2 separate regions of the Homo sapiens genome follow, and region 2 is linked to region 1. Evidence: chromatin loops called from intact Hi-C (ENCODE). Cell type or tissue: right lobe of liver. All regions are shown on one strand. Links, peaks and the distances in the headings refer to the core of each region. The heading gives the core; the rest is flanking DNA.

Evidence for each region. Hi-C counts contacts between places; a loop is a spot of excess contacts. Peaks named below come from ENCODE experiments on the same cell type or tissue, not always from the same donor. Only the 100,000 strongest peaks of a DNase experiment are listed, where the experiment ranks them.
Region 2: a loop joins it to region 1, with 2.1 times the contacts of the local background. A loop is called at or near these places in 5 of 110 quality-filtered maps.

What each region holds. Positions count from the first base shown.
Region 1 is chr11:69,479,022-69,481,927 of GRCh38, forward strand. It overlaps LINC02747 (long intergenic non-protein coding RNA 2747), which reads right to left and starts at 936. Exons shown (of 2, transcript NR_184307.2): 1 at 675-936. It overlaps LINC01488 (long intergenic non-protein coding RNA 1488), which reads left to right and starts at 2,642. Exons shown (of 4, transcript NR_185875.1): 1 at 2,642-2,762. RefSeq lists an enhancer at 1,476-2,442. In right lobe of liver, for the core only: no CTCF peak of the experiment used is centred there; DNase peaks (open chromatin) are centred at 1,120 and 1,720; H3K27ac peaks cover 1,816 bases.
Region 2 is chr11:69,623,649-69,626,554 of GRCh38, forward strand. No RefSeq gene overlaps it. Among named protein-coding and RNA genes, the nearest start is that of CCND1, 16 kb to the right of the region's middle. In right lobe of liver, for the core only: no CTCF peak of the experiment used is centred there; no DNase peak of the experiment used is centred there.

The DNA.
Region 1 (2,906 bases), core at 274-2,773:
AAGCCGGTGTATAACTTGAGGTCAGGAGTTCGAGACTAGCCTGGCCAATGTGATGAAACCCTGTCTCTACTAAAAATACAAAAAATTGACGGGCATAATGGCGGGCACCTGCAATCCCAGCTACTCGGGAGGCTGAGGCAGGAGAATCCCTTGAACCCAGGAGGCGGAGGTTGCAGTGAGCCAAGATCGCGCCACTGCCCTCCAGCCTGGGTGACAAAGTGAGACTCTGTCTCAAAAAAAAAAAAAAAAAAAAAAAGAGAGAGAGAGAGAGGAGAGAGAGAGAAAAGAAAAAACAAGTGGGTGGTATATATGTGGAAGAACATAAAAAAGACCAGAAGGAACCACATCTCAGTGTCAGCATGTGAGCTCTGATGGTCTCTGCTGAGGTTGCCTGCGGTGCCCTAACTCTTCTCTGTTTTCTGATTGCTTTTGCAATCAACAGGTATTATTCTCATGAGCAGAAAAACGCCCTGTTGTGCACATTTGGGATGAGAGAAGGGTGCTGCAGGTGAGGAGAAGACAAAGGGGTGGAGTGGGCCAGCTTCTCTAGTGTGGCATCTTCTCCTCTCCTCCTTGCCTGGCTGCCTGGAGCCTGAGGGTCACAGCCTCCAGCCTCTTGGCTTGCACTCTCGGCCTCTGCACGCAGCCTTATCTTCCCCAGAACGCACACTCACCTTCCGCTTCCCTCAGGACCTGCCACCTCCAAACCTCTGCCCATGCTGGGTCCTCCACTGGGCCACCCTCTCCTGCCCAGCTCGGCAGGTGCACATCTTCCTAGCCTGGGGGGCCTGCTCAGAAGGCAGCTCTTTCAGGAAGCCCCTGGCTGGAGAGACCCCACCTTCCTGCCGCCTCCTCTGGCCTCTCTGGTGAGCTGCCCACTCTCTTCCTTGAGTCAGAGTTCAAGGTGTGGCTGTCTTGCCTGTGAGGGCAAAGTCTGCAGCCGACTCGTCTCCCTGGCTGTCAGCTCCACAAGGCGGGCGGGTGCTCAGTAAACATTACTAAACTCATCAGCCCCCTTTGGGCAAACGGGACAGTGGGGCGAGGCCTGGCGTGGCTGGAAAAGCAGTCTGGATGCCCCAGTTGCGGCTGGCTCAACGGCTTTATCTGACAGCCCTGGGCACCAAGACAAAGAGGCGTTCCCTGGCTGCCTTGGCCTCCTCTCTCCCAGGGGAAGGCAGGGTGACATGGCGAGCCTGGGCCACACAGTGAGCCCAGGCCGGAGCCAGCAGCCGGTTCCCAACACTGGCTAGGGCCCTTCTGCAGGCCTGACCCTGAGCACATCCCAGGACCCCGTCAGCTTCCCAGGGAGAGTTCCCAGGAGTCTGTGCTGGCGTGGAGAGGAGCTGGGGGCCCCTGGGTGTGCGGCTGCAGACGTCACGGGCACCCAGAACCCTGACCAGAGTCAATGTTGTCGTCCCCTTGGCATGCTGGAAAAAAAATTGCTCAGACAGGGCTGGAGGGCTCTCAGACCCTTTGTATCCTCTTCTCTGAGTCTTGGGAAATTGAGAAGTCCTCTGAGAGCTTCCCTTCACCTGATAGTCCCACCCTCAGGATGGAGCTGAGGCAGAGTCTGCACTCCTCAACCCTCTTCTCTGTGAAACAGTTAGGAAATGTCTGCAGACATCATCATCCGGACTCAACTCCTCTTCCCTGCTATGAATCGTGAAACAAAGTGTTCAGGTCACCACAGTGAGGACTCTGGCACTGAGCCGGCACTGGGCGGGATCAGTAGCTTGGATGGAATGCCGGCAGGGTCCCTGCTGACCTCATCATGTGGAAGAGTTTCGGAGAGGTCAGGAGTTGCCAAGGGCCTGCAGACAACGCCGTGTGAGGAGGACAGTGTGAGGTAGCACAGGCCTCTTCGATTCCCAAGGTTCCCTGGAATCCTCAGGATTCCCAAGGAACCCTTGGATCACCCCAGCACCACCTAGCCCAGGGACAGAGCCAGGCCTGAGTGCACAGCCCGCTAGCAACTGTGTAACAGGTGCCAGGCACCTACAGTGTGCTGGGCATGGGGCTGAGGTGGGGCTGTGCTGGCAATGCTGCAGACAGCATGTTTACACCAAGCACAGCTACAAGCCCAGGACCAGCTTCCCTCCTTCCGTCAGAGCAGCCACTGGGGCAGCCAGTGTTACTAGATCCCCACTTGACACATGAGGAGGCACCAGGAGGCTGTGCCACTCAGCCGATCTAGCGGTCCACACATCAGAGTCCATACTCTGCCACCATTAGAATGGGGCTTGTGATGGCTGCCCTCACTCAGTTCAGGGGTCCCCACCAGAATCTCTCAGGCCACACCCTGGGACCTCAGATACACTCTGGGCAAGTGGCAGGGGCCCTGAAAGGTCCAGAGTCCAGCCAACTTCAGGTCTCCCAGGCAAAAGGAGCCAGACCTCCCACTCACCCCCTCGAACCCAGCAGTCACTCCAACAGGGCTTCTCTGACAGTCCAGGCTGATGCAGCTCACTGTGGCAAAAGACCTTCCCTGAATCAGGTCCTCACATAGAGGCCCATGCAGCCCTCTGGGAATGCGGAGGCTGGGGGCAGCCATAGACACTGGAGCTCCTTCCCTGTGACAAGTGCCATCCCATGGGGAGGAGCCAAGCCCAACGAACACCCCAAGGCAAGAGGGAAGAGCTCTGTGGGGCAGAGGGCAGCCTGAGCATCTGCAAACAGAGTGGCTCACAGAGAGGACACCTGCCCTGAGGACACCTGCAGGAGATCCCTACAGAGGAAGGGCTAGACCAGGCTCCATCCAGCAAGTAAGGTCTCTAACAGCTTTGAGATCGTAAGCCCTTTAAATAGGGAGGGAGGTGGGTGAATGGATGGATGGATGGATGGATGAGTAGATGGACGGGTGGATGATTGAATGGGTGGATGGATGGATGAGTGGATGGTTGGATGAG
Region 2 (2,906 bases), core at 233-2,732, 140 kb after region 1:
ACTTAAGGTCAGGAGTTCAACACCAGTCTGCCCAACATGGTGAAACCCCCATCTCTACTAAAAATACAAAAATTAGCTGGGCATGGTGGCAGGTACCCGTAATCCAAGCTACTCTGGAGGCTGAAGCAGGAGAATCGCTTGAAACCAGGAGGCGGAGGTTGCAGTGAGCCGAGACCGGGCCACTGCACTCCAGCCTGGGGTGACAGAGCAAGACTCTGTCTCAAAAAAAAAAAAAAGAAAAGAAAAGTTGTGAACTCCTTACAGAATCATAGGCACAATAAAACACAATTAGAACAACAGCATTGGAAAATGTGTAATAAATGTAAGTAAAAAGGTAACTGTCCAGATATATGAAGTATTGCTGTGAAATATGCAAGCTCAAGATCCAGTTTCAAGTTAATGAGTGATCAGAGAAGAAAAAAATGCAATTTATACACCAGGAAAAATTTGGACAACAAAGCATCCCATGAAAAAAATGCAGAGCGTCACTAGCAATTCAAGAAAATACAACTCAAAACAATACGAAAATCGTTAGACACCTGCGAACCAGCTGAAGGAAGCAAAACCTGTGTTGTGAGGACTAAAGGGAAACAGGTTTCCACATTGTTTGAGGTGCCTGCTATAATTTGGTTTTGTTTCTCGAGAATATTCTGACAGCCCTTCTTGGCTCTTGAGGAAAAAAAAAGACAAACTATTTATACCTTTTTGTATCACTTTGGAAAATATGTTCTGGGCAGCATCTTCCAAGTAATATTTCTGGAATACTTCCAAAGGATGTTGATAGATATTATATAGAAAGAGTATTGTGATTGCAAACACAGATATTTCTATATTTCAGGACTTGTCAGTGCCTTTTACCTGCTAATGTGCATTGTGGATCTCCAAAACTATGTACCATTTACTCAATTAATTTGACCCCAGAATCTTTGTCATGGTAACTTTATTAACAGCTCACAGAGCATTAGGCTGCTGGCAATCAGACTGAGAATAAGAAAAGTATTTGGGGTTTTGTTTGTTTGTTTTTGAGACTGAGTCTCGCTCTGTCGCCAGGCTGGAGTGCAGTGGCATGATCTCAGCTCACTGCAACCTCTGCCACCCGGGTTCAAGCGATTCCCCTGCCTCAGCCTCCCGAGTAGCTGGGATTACAGGCGTGCACCACTACGCCAGGCTAATTTATTTTTATTTTTTGTATTTTAGTAGAGACGGGGTTTCATCATGTTGGCCAGGATGGTCTCCATCTCCTGACCTCGTGATCCACCCACCTTGGTCTCCCAAAGTGCCGGGATTATAGGCGTGAGCCACCATGCCCAGCCGAGAAAGGCATTTTGTATTAAGATGTTATTGGTATAAGTAAAATCTCTGAAACAACCTGGATTTTTGCCAGCCGAGGAAAGTTTATCCAATTCATCTGCATTTAGTAACAGTCCTTTGAGTGTAAGTTCTCTCTTGTTTGACAGTTAGATAAGCAGGCTTTGTAGACTTCTTACTTAAGTCACTGAGCAGAGAGTTGAACAGTAACAGAGAGCCCTGTGGCTTGTCACTAGAGACCCATTTCCTTGGCGGCCACTGCTCAATGGTCCCTGTTTAATTGGGAAAACCCACCGAACTCCATTATCATCTAGCCCAGAGATGCTATCAAGAATCACATGCCCGAAGTCAAACCGGAAAGTATATTTAGTGCTGGATGTTTGTGTATCTTTGCTAACCTTTAGAAAGAGGAAGAAGCTGGAGCTTGGTTTCCCATCAATGGTATCAGCTCAGCTAACTGACCCCTGCTTCGATCTTAAAGTTAGGACAAGGAATTTGCGCTGTATAAACTCCTTCATGTCTTATTCATTCTTACATTCTGTTGGTTTGGTTGCCTTCAATTTCCTAGGACGCATTTCTGTTTCAAAGTTTCCAGTCTCCTCCCAGCCAAATGGAGGGGCAGCAGGAATTCAGCCCATATTGGTCACAACGGGTTGGGAGGAGTTGAACCAAAGAAATATCGTATAAAATCAGAGCCTCAAAGACTCCACGGACACCAACGTGTAGCATACGCTCGCAAAGACACTGTGCTGAATGCGAGCCCAGGTGTACCCTGCAGGAGCAGAGAGGGGGTAGGAAGCCTCGGCTGTGGATATTATTTATCCCTCCCCTACCCCACCCCACTACTCCATCCCTCCCTCCCTCACGCTATCCTGCTTCCACCCCACCCCTCCTGATTTTCCACATTTCTCTCTCTCTCTCTCTCACACACACACACACGTGCACACACACAGACACACACACACAGAGTTTGTCTTCTCAGTAGCCTTCTGATCTCGGTGATTTAGGAATCCAGAAAAATGCACAAAAGCAGTCATTAGCCAAAAAGAACCCATGTGTTCCTGGTAACATTCAAATGACCCTGGTACTCAGGAAGGTTTCTTGGGGCCATCACCCTACCTGGAATGGCCATCACTCTTCAAGCCCAAAACATGTTTTTAAACACTTCTGTCCATTCATTCCTTCATTCCTTGGTCCAACACATCTGTGCAAAGCTCCTACAGTGGACAGTACCCCAGGACACACGTGGTTTCCCTCCTGCCTCAAAACATTTATAGTCTAGGGCAAGCCTGTCCAACCCACGGCCCACAGGCCTCATGCGGCCCAGGATGGCTTTGAATGTGACCCAACACAAATTCGTAAACTTTCTTCAAACACTATGAGATTTTGGGGGGATTTTTTTAGCTTATCAGCTATGTTAATGTTAGTGCATTTTATATGTGACCCAAGACAATTCTTCTTCCAAAGAGGCCCAGGGAAGCCAAAGAATGGGACACCCCTGGTCTAGGGCATGGATAATATCAAACACTGATATCTAGCAAATATGAAACTCAATAGCAGGGTGCATTTAGAACTAGAAGATAGCCGGGTGCGGTGGC